2 separate regions of the Homo sapiens genome follow, and region 1 is linked to region 2. Evidence: read pairs that join two places in POLR2A ChIA-PET (ENCODE). Cell type or tissue: OCI-LY7. All regions are shown on one strand. Each heading gives the region's core, and the rest is flanking DNA. Links, peaks and the distances in the headings are about the cores only.

The links. Peaks named below come from ENCODE experiments on the same cell type or tissue, not always from the same donor. Only the 100,000 strongest peaks of a DNase experiment are listed, where the experiment ranks them.
Region 1: POLR2A ChIA-PET joins it to region 2 with 8 read pairs; 2 of 35 experiments call an interaction of 5 or more read pairs at or near these places.

Annotation. Positions count from the first base shown.
Region 1 is chr16:52,677,989-52,683,371 of GRCh38, forward strand. No RefSeq gene overlaps it. Among named protein-coding and RNA genes, the nearest start is that of LINC03064, 74 kb to the left of the region's middle. In OCI-LY7, for the core only: no CTCF peak of the experiment used is centred there; no DNase peak of the experiment used is centred there.
Region 2 is chr16:52,574,768-52,580,150 of GRCh38, forward strand. All of the region lies in intron 2 of CASC16 (cancer susceptibility 16), which reads right to left. Among named protein-coding and RNA genes, the nearest start is that of CASC16, 30 kb to the right of the region's middle. RefSeq lists an enhancer at 2,481-3,680. In OCI-LY7, for the core only: no CTCF peak of the experiment used is centred there; a DNase peak (open chromatin) is centred at 2,784; H3K27ac peaks cover 368 bases.

The DNA of each region.
Region 1 (5,383 bases), core at 119-5,118, 100 kb after region 2:
ATCCTCTTGAGGGGTAATTCTGTACTGCTTGGGGGTCCCATTACCCTCCCCTATAAGAATCCGCCCCAATGTTTGGAACTTGAGGGTGGACTGAATACACAGGGACATGGAGAAGCTCTCAGAAGACTCTGGGCATGGTCTCTAGGTGGGTGGTGACCTTTTCCTAGGAGAGGTTTCAGGGGTAGCCATTCAGATTGTTAAAAGAAAACTTCAGACAAGTTAAATTTGATGAAGCTTAATTGAGAAAAAAATAAAAAGATTCACAAATTGGGAAGCCTCCAGAATCACAGCAGATTCAGAGAGACTCCAATGGTGGCTCATGGTCAGAATAAATTAATAGACAAAAAAGGTAAAGTGACATACAGGAATCAGAAGTGAGGTACAGAAACAGATTGGTTACAGCTCAGCATTTGCCTTATTTGAACGCAGTTTGAACTCTGAACAGTCTATGAGTGGTTGAAGTATGGCTGCTGGGATTGGCCAACACTTAGCTATTGTTACAGATGCATACTACTAAGTTAAGTTTTCAATTTTGTCTGCCTATTTAGGTTATGGTTCATCCACAAGGACTCAAATATATAAGTAGGGAGTCCTTCTCAGGCCATATTTAGTTCACTTTAACAGTGTCCATCTGGGTAGATTCAATGGGTAATAGCAATGAAGCCTTGCTGATGGAGATTTCAGGACAAATGACCGCACTTTTCTGTGATTAAAGCCACTCAGCCACAAACCACATGCTTTATAAGCATGCCAGAGGCATTCTTTCACTCTATCCGTCTTCCCTCTTGTGTTGACTGAACATGTGAACATGTGTGTTGATGCACAAGGGTTAATTAAGTTTCTCCTGGATTTTTCTGAGGAAATGATACTGCTCCTACAAGTAGCATTAGGAATGAAATATTTGTAGACCCCAAAGAAAAGTCAGCCCCTGTATCTCCACCAGAGGTATCACTTGCGTACTGAAGTTGGATAGGTCTTTCCAATTTTTTTTCTTTTCTTTTTTCTATTACTTTTTTGACAATCATGAACTGAATGCATCCCTAGGCCAAGTAGTTAGGGGAATCATAAATCACACAAAGCCAGGAGCACCTTTTTTGGCTAATATTTCAGTTAGATTTTGTTTGGTTACAACTGACAGAAAATCCATCTCATGGCTGCTTAAGCAAAAAGGAAATTATTGGGGAAACCCAACTGAGAAGACTAGTGGTAAGGCTGGCTACAGTAGCAGCATGGAGATATATATATATATATATATGAGAAATGTGTTATTTATTATCTTTTAAGTCCTTCTGATTTTTTCTGGTGAATAATTGTTTTGTATACAAGAAAAGGCTACCAAAATTAATCACTTACTAGCAGTGGCTTTGAAATATTTTTTGACCCTCAACAATACATACATTTCATTGTAACTCAGTTATTCTTCTCCATTCTGCTTCATTTGTTAAATGCTGGTGATGACCTGTTGAATGTATTTCACAAGTATAACTCACCATTTGGAAAACACTAAGATCTTCTGCTCAAACCTTTCTTCAGAAATATCCAAGCAGTAGGGGAGAGGAAAATGTGTCATGAAGACTCAGTTCCTTTCGCTTCCAACTGAGTCTTGCTGTATTGGCTTCATCCTTTGTTTCCATATAGGAGCAAGATGGTACCAGTTGTTTCAGACCCTATATCTTCTCTGCTTTAATGTTAGGGTCCCGTAACTCTCCCAAGGTTCCCAGTAAAAACTTTATCATGTCTCATTGGCTTTGATTGTTTTTTATTGACTTTGATAAAATCATCCCTGAACCAATTGCTATGACCAAAAGAATCTTATTTGTAGACTGGCCTTGGTGATGTGCTGAATTCATGACCAGGCATGGAGCTGTATCCTGGTACATGGGCTAAAAGTAGAGGAAGGAAGATCAGGGTATGCTTGCAGAAGAAAGGTTAAAGGAAACAGAACTGCAAAAACAATAGATGTCCTCTGCAGGTCTAGGCCTAATCACAGGTAAAATTGGCAATTTGCCTATGATTGGCAAGCGGGGGCAGTGCCCCCAAATGTGGCCCCCTCCTGACTCACCAGTGCCTGAGATAACTTTAGCAAAAGCTTTATTTTCACAATAGAAGATAAACCTTGAGATACAAATACCTCTAGGAGAGAGGAGTAAATGGCTGATGCAAACATTTATTTTGATTATGATAGAAAGGAAAAGGTATCTGTCTTAGTCCTTTTGGGCTGCTATAACAAAATGCCATAAACCAGGTGGCCCATAAATAACAGAAATTTATTTCTCACAGCTCCTAAGGATGGAAAGTCCAAGTTCAAGGTGCTGGCAGATTCAGTGTCTGGAGAAGACCCATTCCTCACAGAGGCTCATCTTCACTGTAACCTCACATAGTAAAAGGCAAGGGATCTCTTTTGTAAGGACATTAATCCCATTCATGAGGGCTTCCCCTTCATGACCTAAACACCTCCAAAAGACCCCACCTCCAAATACCTTTACTTTTGGGCTTAAGATTTCAACATATGAAATTTAGGAGCACACAAGTGTTCAAACCATAGCAATGTCATGGGATAATTCATGCAGTAGATTGGAAGAGAGGCATAGAACAAAATAGAAAAAAAATATCTGCCTCCATCACAATTTGACCTGCTTTGGTGTACTGGAGAAGCCATCATCTTTTAAGATAAGTCCAAAAGGAACTTCCACATTGTGCAAAGAAAGCTCGTCTTGTACTAGGAGTAGAAAGAGGAAAAGAACAATACATTCTCTGCCCTTAGGAGAACTACAATTTACTTAGAAAACAGAATACGTGGTACAAAACTAGGATCACTACTTATTGAAGGGCAGATTGCACCATGAATGATGTCCTCTAAAATTGTGCCCAGTACAGCCTGTAAAGCTATGGACCATGGCATTGTAAAGATGGCTTAAGGTAAGTCATCAGCAAATCTAAATAAACTTAGGGAAGCATTCTCCAAATTGTGTCCTGTGGAATAATTATTGTTCAGGAGAGGCAGCACCTAGAGCTGACTTTTCTGGAGTTCTTCAGAGGAACTTTGGACTCTTCTAGAGTTAAAAACACTGAGAAAGGGGAGATCTGAGCCAGTTCTTCTCCACATGACAGCTCTCTAAGTCTGTGTGCATCTAGTAAGCCTTCCGCAGAGCTGAGCAGCTCTCAAGCTCATTGGTCTTAGCCAAAGAACAATCTTGTTTCCAAGATATGTTTGCTGGCAATTCAGATTACACCTTCCACTTGAAGAAAGAAGCTGGGACAGATGCCAAGCCCACTGCAAGCCACTCTGGTTCTTATAATGGCACTTACAGGGGCTGTAGAAAATATAAACTGGATCATTCACTCAAGACAGAAGAGCAGTCATAACCATAAAATTCTCATTCAGGTCAATTCAATCAATAGAAACCAAAAGATTAATCTTTGCCGGTTCTGCCACCAACCAATTTAAAGAAAACATAATCTGATAGATAGATAGATAGATAAAGAAGGAGAGAGACAGAGGGATTTGATATGTACACATATACATACCTAAATCATATGTATACAACTCAACAACTTATTACAGCACCCAGATAAAAATAATAGACTATGACTGCGTGCATTGGCTCATGCCTGTAATCCTAGCACTTTGGGAGGCTGAGGTGGAGGGATGGCTTGAGGCCATGAGTTCCAGACCAGCCTGGACAACATTGCAAGACCCCGTCTCTGTAAAAAGAAATTAAGCCAGCCATGGTGGCACACACCTGTCCCTGCTACTTGGGAGGCTAAGGCAGGAGGATCACTGCAGCCCAGGAGTTCAAGGCTGCAGTGAGCTATGATCACACCCCTGCACCCCAGCTTGGACAACAGAGAGAGACCCTGCCACTAAAAAAAAAAAAAAAAAGTAGATCATAACCAACAACAAGAATTCCCCCTCCCCCACTTTTTGCTTCATTTTATTATATTCTATAGAAATTTGAATCAAACAGTATGTATATTTCTACGGTATCTTCTTTTCATCCTATGCTTATGAGATTCATTCATATTGTTGCATATGATTGTGGATGATTCATACTCAATGCATAGTATCCCATTGTGTGACTATACCATTTACTTATCCATTGTGAGACCATACACATTTATTTATGTATGTGGCTGTGGATGGGCATTTGAGGAGTTTCTACTTTTTGGCTCTTACAGATTGTGCTCCTGTAAACACTTTGGTACATATCTTTGGTATGAATTACATGTATGAATTTCTCCTGAATATATATGCAAGAGTGGAACTTCTGTGTTGCAGAATATATGTAAATTCAGCTTTAGTAGATATTGCCCAACTGTTCTCCAAAGTGGTTATTTCCATTTACACTCTAACTAGCAGTGTTCCAGTTGACACATGGTTTCACAAACTCTTGGCATTTTTTTGTCTTTTCCACTTGAGCCATTTGAGCCATATGATTGATGTATAGGTGATACTGCACTGTAGTTTTAATCAGCGTATCCTGGATGGCTAGGGAAATGCATCATGTTTTCATATGTTTATTGGTCATTTGGATCCCTTCTTTTGTGAATTATCTGTACAAGTGTTTTGCTCACTTTTCCATTAGTTTATCTTTCTCTTCCATATTGATTTGTAGGAGTTTTAAGTGTATTTTTGTGTAAATCTCATGGATATCCACATTTTGGAGGTGGCCTTTTCACTTTACTGTATCTTTTGATGGACTGACATTTTCCATCTTTAATAAACTCCAATTTACCAATTGTCTTTCTTTCAGGGTTAGCAATTTTTTTGTCCTGTTTAAGAAAGCTTTGCCTAGTCCAAGGTCATAAGTATTTTATCCTATTTTTCTCTAAAACTTATGTTGCCATTCACACTTAGGCTTACAATCTATCTGGGATTAATTTTTTGTATGATGTGAGATAAGGGTAAATACATTTTTTTCCCAATATCTAATTTACAACTGTCGAGTTTTAATCCTGATGTAAGACCAGCAGATTTTTTTTTTATTTAGGAAGCCAGCATGGGATAGAGAGAGAAATTCTGGTTTATCTGGAACATGCCACCAGAGCAGAAAAATATGAGTATTTATATTTATATAATTGTACTGAGGCTTTGTGTAAAGGGTCTTCAAAATGAAGCTAAGTCTGCTTTTCCAACCTAGTGACCTGTTGTTTTCCACAAAAGCATAAGACCCTGTGACTAACTGTGGCTGCCCTGTCACAGCATGCTTTGTCATGCCACGATGCTTCTGCACATGACATCCTCTGCCTGGGATGCCTTCTCTGCCTCTTGTTTATCTCCTGCTACTTTTTCAGAACTATTCTCCAACACTCCCTGTCTAGGAAGAGGTCTCTGATTCTGTCCCTATTACAGTTAGTTTCTTTCGTAACATATTTTACCTGT
Region 2 (5,383 bases), core at 132-5,131:
CTCTTTGATCTCTCCTTTTCTTAAAAAAAAGGGGGATGAGTGTGTTAGAGTCCTACCCCATCTAGAATTAGAGAGAGAGGGAAACAGAGAGGTAAAAATATCCTTCCTATTATCCCTCAAATTTTGCCACAGAGAAAACAACTCACTCTGCTTTTGTATCAATGACCTTACTGCCTCAGTGTCCTCATCTGTCGAAATGTGTTTAGGAATAGTTGCCCTGCACACCTGTCCAAGGTGTTAGAAGAGCCAGATAGATAAGACAATGGGGAAACTTATTTTGAAAATCAAGTAGTATTAAAATCAAGGTGGAGAGAAGGAACACCAGGCCAAGAGTGAGCAAATCTGCATTTGAACCTGGGCTTGGATGATCAGCAGCTTTGTGACTTTGGGCAAGTCATTTCACCTCTCCACACTGCAGGTTCCTCATCTTGCAATGTGGAAAGCAGAACCTCTCCGGGTTGGAGGATCCTGTGGGATCCCACGTGAGTCAGCACCTTGAAATTGCACATACAGGGCACATCATTTCTACCATCACCTAAGGTCAATCCCAGGTTATTGCTGGCCTTTTGGTTTGCTATGTTTTCCACCTTTCTCACAAATTAAAAATGCAGACATGTAAATTCTCTATCTATGTGCACTTCAGGAACTTTCAAGATCCCTTTAGGGTTATATCTTTCCTTAGCCTCTTGCAAACCTGAAAGCAAGGTGACTGTAGGACAAACTGTGTGGGCACTGGATGGGGAATGCATGCCTCTGGTAGAAGGGGAAGCCAGAATTCAGAGCCAAAGAACAGGCACCATGCAGGACTATGAGTCCAGGATGTCCAAATCTGACTTCTAAAGGAATGCCAGTGATACTGATTGTTTTTAATATAAAATCTACCATTTACAAAATACAGGCTCAAGAACAATTGTAAACACTGCACAGGGCAAGTTTTATTGTTTTTCTTAAAAGAGCTGAAAACCATAATCAAGTGCATCTGCCCTTTGTTGTAGATTGGGGCCTGCAATCTAGGGAGTAGAGAAAGGCTGCCTGACTGGTTAGCAATTGAAACACAGAGCTGGGGCCATCTAGTCCGAATGCAGTGTTCATCGTTCTTTGCTAAACACAAGGTGACCGTGGTTGTTGTGGTTAGCAAGGTCACCTAGCTTCCTAGGCAGACCTTATTCCACCACAATGGGCTTCCTTTGCTAGAAAGGACATGGAAAAAGGAGTGACAAAAGAGGAGAAAGAGCTAGTGAAGGAAAGAGAGGAAGAGAGAGGAAGGTCCCCAGTTGTTATTACCTAGGGAGTGCCCAGCATGCCTTTCAGAGGAACACAGGTGCCTACCCCTTTCTCCTGCCTGCTACAGCCCACCACCACCAATAACAACTGTGCACCCTCACTGTTGCCCCCATGCATGGAGCAGAGATAGAGCACAGATAGGGAGAAAAGAATTTTCAAGGGTGAGTTGGAATAGTGACTTCTGCAAGCCTGGTAGGTTTGTCTCTTTTCCGGTATCCTTGCCACTGCACCAGGTGAAGGGGAAGCAGACTGTAAAATACTTTGAATATTATCAAGGTTATTTGGGGAAAAAAAACAGCAACGACCTCACCTGATTGTGCCAGGTTTGTGATAGGAATCTGGGGGGAAGTTGTCCTCAATGACCTCCATTTCTTGAATGACCCGTGGCCCACCTGCTACCTCTGAGATGAGTCAGGGGACACAACTTTCTTGATTTCCATCATCATTTGCCTGCTACTGCTGCAGAGACTCAAGTGGAAAATGTCACTTCTTGAAGTCATGGCTTTGGTGTCTGGTGACAGGGAGTAGATAGAGTTTGGACAGAGCCACTTGTGAGCTGCGTGGTTTAATCTCTCTGAACTTCAGTGTCTCTAGCTCTAAAATGGGGGTAGCAGCCTCAATGAGCAAATTAAAGCAAAATAACAAATGTAAAGCACTTATCCCAAGACAAGGCACATGAGAAGTATTCAACAAAGGACAGCTCTAGTTATGGTGGTGATGGTCTCTAAAGCTTCCAGACTCAGATTCCTAACCAGACAGCCATGAGACATGGTCCCCACAGTGGCAAAAGGGTAGGCTCCAGGCTGCCTAAGTTTAAATATCCTGACTCTACCACTTCAGCAAGGTACTAAACTCTGTGCTTCTTGCCTCATCTGTAAGATGGAGATACCTCATTGGGCTGTTGGGAAGATTGACAGGGGTCACCCTTATAATGTGCTCAGCACAATGCTTGGACCAGGATGGATGCTGCTTGGGTGATGTTATCATCCAGGTGGGCACTGTGGAACACAGACTGATACTTAAGTTCAGCACTTGCCTCATGGAGCTTACAGTCCAGATAGAATAGGTGCACATGAGATTTTTCTCAGCAAAGTTGTAGTCAGTGCTGCCCGTGCCACCCATCTGGTCTCAGCATTGCTGCTCATGTGCACTGTCGTGACCCATCTTTCTGCTGCTGACCTTAAGAAACCTTGCCTTAAGGTATGCTTTGGGGAAACCAAATTATGACAGATATAAACTGAAGTGCCAAGACGAATCTTTCAAAGTGCTGTGATGTCCAGATACGTGGCAAGTGCCAGGAATTTGTGTTTGGGCCCACTGGGAGAGAGGTCCTTTTCCCCGGCTTCCCGCAGTGGAAAGCTGCTGTATGTCTGATACCTGTGCTCCAAATCTACCCTCGAGTTCTTATTTGGCAACAGGCTTGCTTAGCAATGTCCCTGGGGTCAGGGAGCCACGGGTGGGCTGATGCAAGAAACTGCAGTTGTGTCTCTAGGCTGCGACAGCATCACAGCTGTGAGCTTCTCAATTTAAACTCAACATCTGGGCACAAGAGGAAGCACCCTCCATCCAGGCAAGTTGAAGTTTTCTTTCCTGTATCTTTAACAGAGGTTAAAATGTAAACACAAAACAAAGCAAAACCCAACTTAACTCTCTGGGTCCTGTTTCTGTTAAAAACATTTTTTAAAAAATAATAATAATTAGAACAATAGACCCAGCTGAGAGAAGTCTGTCTCATAATAACAAGAGAGACTAAAACACGCTCTCCCACAAACAGATAAGGAAATAGTGAGCTAAAAAGTAAAACTTAAGAGTGCTACTTCTCAACTCAGTAATTGATTCATGAATAAGCTCTAGCCCAATTTTCTATGAAAAATAACAACATAGAGAAAAGAAAAGCCACTCAGATGCAGCTATGTCACCCAAGTGTTCACTGGAGAAATTTAATATGTGTCAGAGAAAAATCTGCCTTCTCCAAAACATTGCCCCCTCCAAAAAAAATGCTTCTCGTTGTGGGATTTTTTCCTCCACACTGACAGAGAGTTTGAAAGTAAAGCAGCCGACTAGAGTGTGGGTGCCCACGCCTTAGAACAAAGAGATTAAAGAATAGGCTTTTCTTCAAATAAATTCGATTTTTTTGCAACAAATTCAGGGCCTGGACAGTTTAATGAAGAATAAAAAATGCTCAGACCCCTCTCTTTCAGCTTTTCCAAACAAACACAGTCATTTCCAACCACTCACAGGTGTTTTTCTTCCCAAAACAAACACAGAAACAAATATTTACAGAGTTATGAAAATTCAATAGAAGTCACAGGGGCACAAATTTCCTCACCTGCATCCAAGATCTCTGGCCTGGGATTATCAAACAGAACGTCACACCTACTTTCCATTACGGGACAGGAAATCTTTGAGCCAAAGAGAATCAGTCTGCAGAATGTGTTCGTAAGGATAAAGGCCTCATCTTTTCAAGAAAGTGTTTGCAGCTCCAAGGAAGAATGGACTTTGGACAAAGGAAACACCAGTGACTTTTTCCTCATCTGCCCATACGTGCAGAAATGCCCTTGAAGAGCTCATGACTGCCTTGCGAATTAATCCCTATGTTGACCAACAACACAAAGAGTGGTGCTGACTACCACACTGACCACCAGGAATAATTTCCTACTTAGGTGTTTGCGGGAAAGGCTGTTGTTTGCTTTTCTCAAATGTCCCGGATGTGAACAGGTCTCAAAATTAGGAAATGCAGCTGGGAATGGCTGCTATCAACAACCCTTATTTCATCTTTTTTCTTTCTTCAATAGAGCTAGAGAAGCAGGCAAGAAAAGAAAATAATGCAATTATGAAAGGAGGGAGGAAAGACAGAGGGAAGGCAGCGGGGCAGAAGGGAAGCGGAAAAAAGATGGGAGAGAAAGGAAGAAAGGGAGGGCAGAATGGGGACAAAAGATGGCAGGGAGGGAGCGAGGGAGGAAGGAGCAGAAAGGAGAGGGAAGAAGAAAGGAAGGAAGGAGAGAGGCAGAGAGAGAGACAAAAAGAAAGAATGAGAGAGAAACCTGCTGTTGTCAGAACCTGACTGGTTTACGCTGAGGAACCAGATAGCCTCTCAGTGAAAAGCTGAGATTAAGCTCACAACATAATTTCCATTATGTTAATGTTGCTTTAAAATATATTGCACAGAGTGCTGCAACAATCAAATTATCAATTATAATGTCTACTCAGAGTAGAAAAGTGTTGCAAACAGAGGGCTGATTACTGCTTCAGTACATCCAATCTGCATACTCATTGTTCAGTACAGGGAAAACAAATTATCTTGTGTTGGCCCCAGTTCAAATTTAATTAAATGAGTGCAAAGCAATTATAATAAAGTACAATAGTGTAGTAATGAAAGGAAAATAACTCATTAACCTATTAATCTTTATTTATGTTCCTCTCAAATAACTATGTAATTTCTTTATCACCGCATCCCATAAGAAAAAGTAGGGTCTCGCTGCTCATGGCCTGGTTTAACAGGTTCTATTTGGTTAAGATGCCTTTGTGGGCACCATTTATACTCACTTTGCTTAGCTTTGGGGCCACGCACCCCCCAGCTGTCTGTCATGCTCCCTGCCCACACGTATGCGTACCTGATCTAGATTTAGCGCTCCTCTCCCACTTTTCCCTGACACTTGTCAGTTACAGAAGGTAAATCTCTCTGGAAGTGAGAAGTGCTTACCACAGCATATGGGAAAGAGGCATCTTCCAGCATCTGGTATGTAAGGCAATGCAAAAAAGGGGAGAGGACAGAATCACTTCTGGTTTAGAGAGAGCCCAGTGCTTGACAGCTGAAGAGATTCCACTAAAAGCTAACACTCCACTGTGCTTTCCAGTTAATAAAGCTTTTTACATGTATGATTTCACTGAGGCCTCCTGATAACACTGTGAGGGTGCCTGATGTACAGATGAGGAAACAGAATGATGGAGTAGAAAAGTATGGTGTCCAAGCCTTGCTACTCATGAGTAGCAGATCCAGGATTCTAATTTAGGTCTACAGCCCCTAAATCTTCATTTCATTCCCCTAGAACCTTGCTACTCAAAGTGTGGTCCAGGGACCAGGAGCATTGGCGCCACC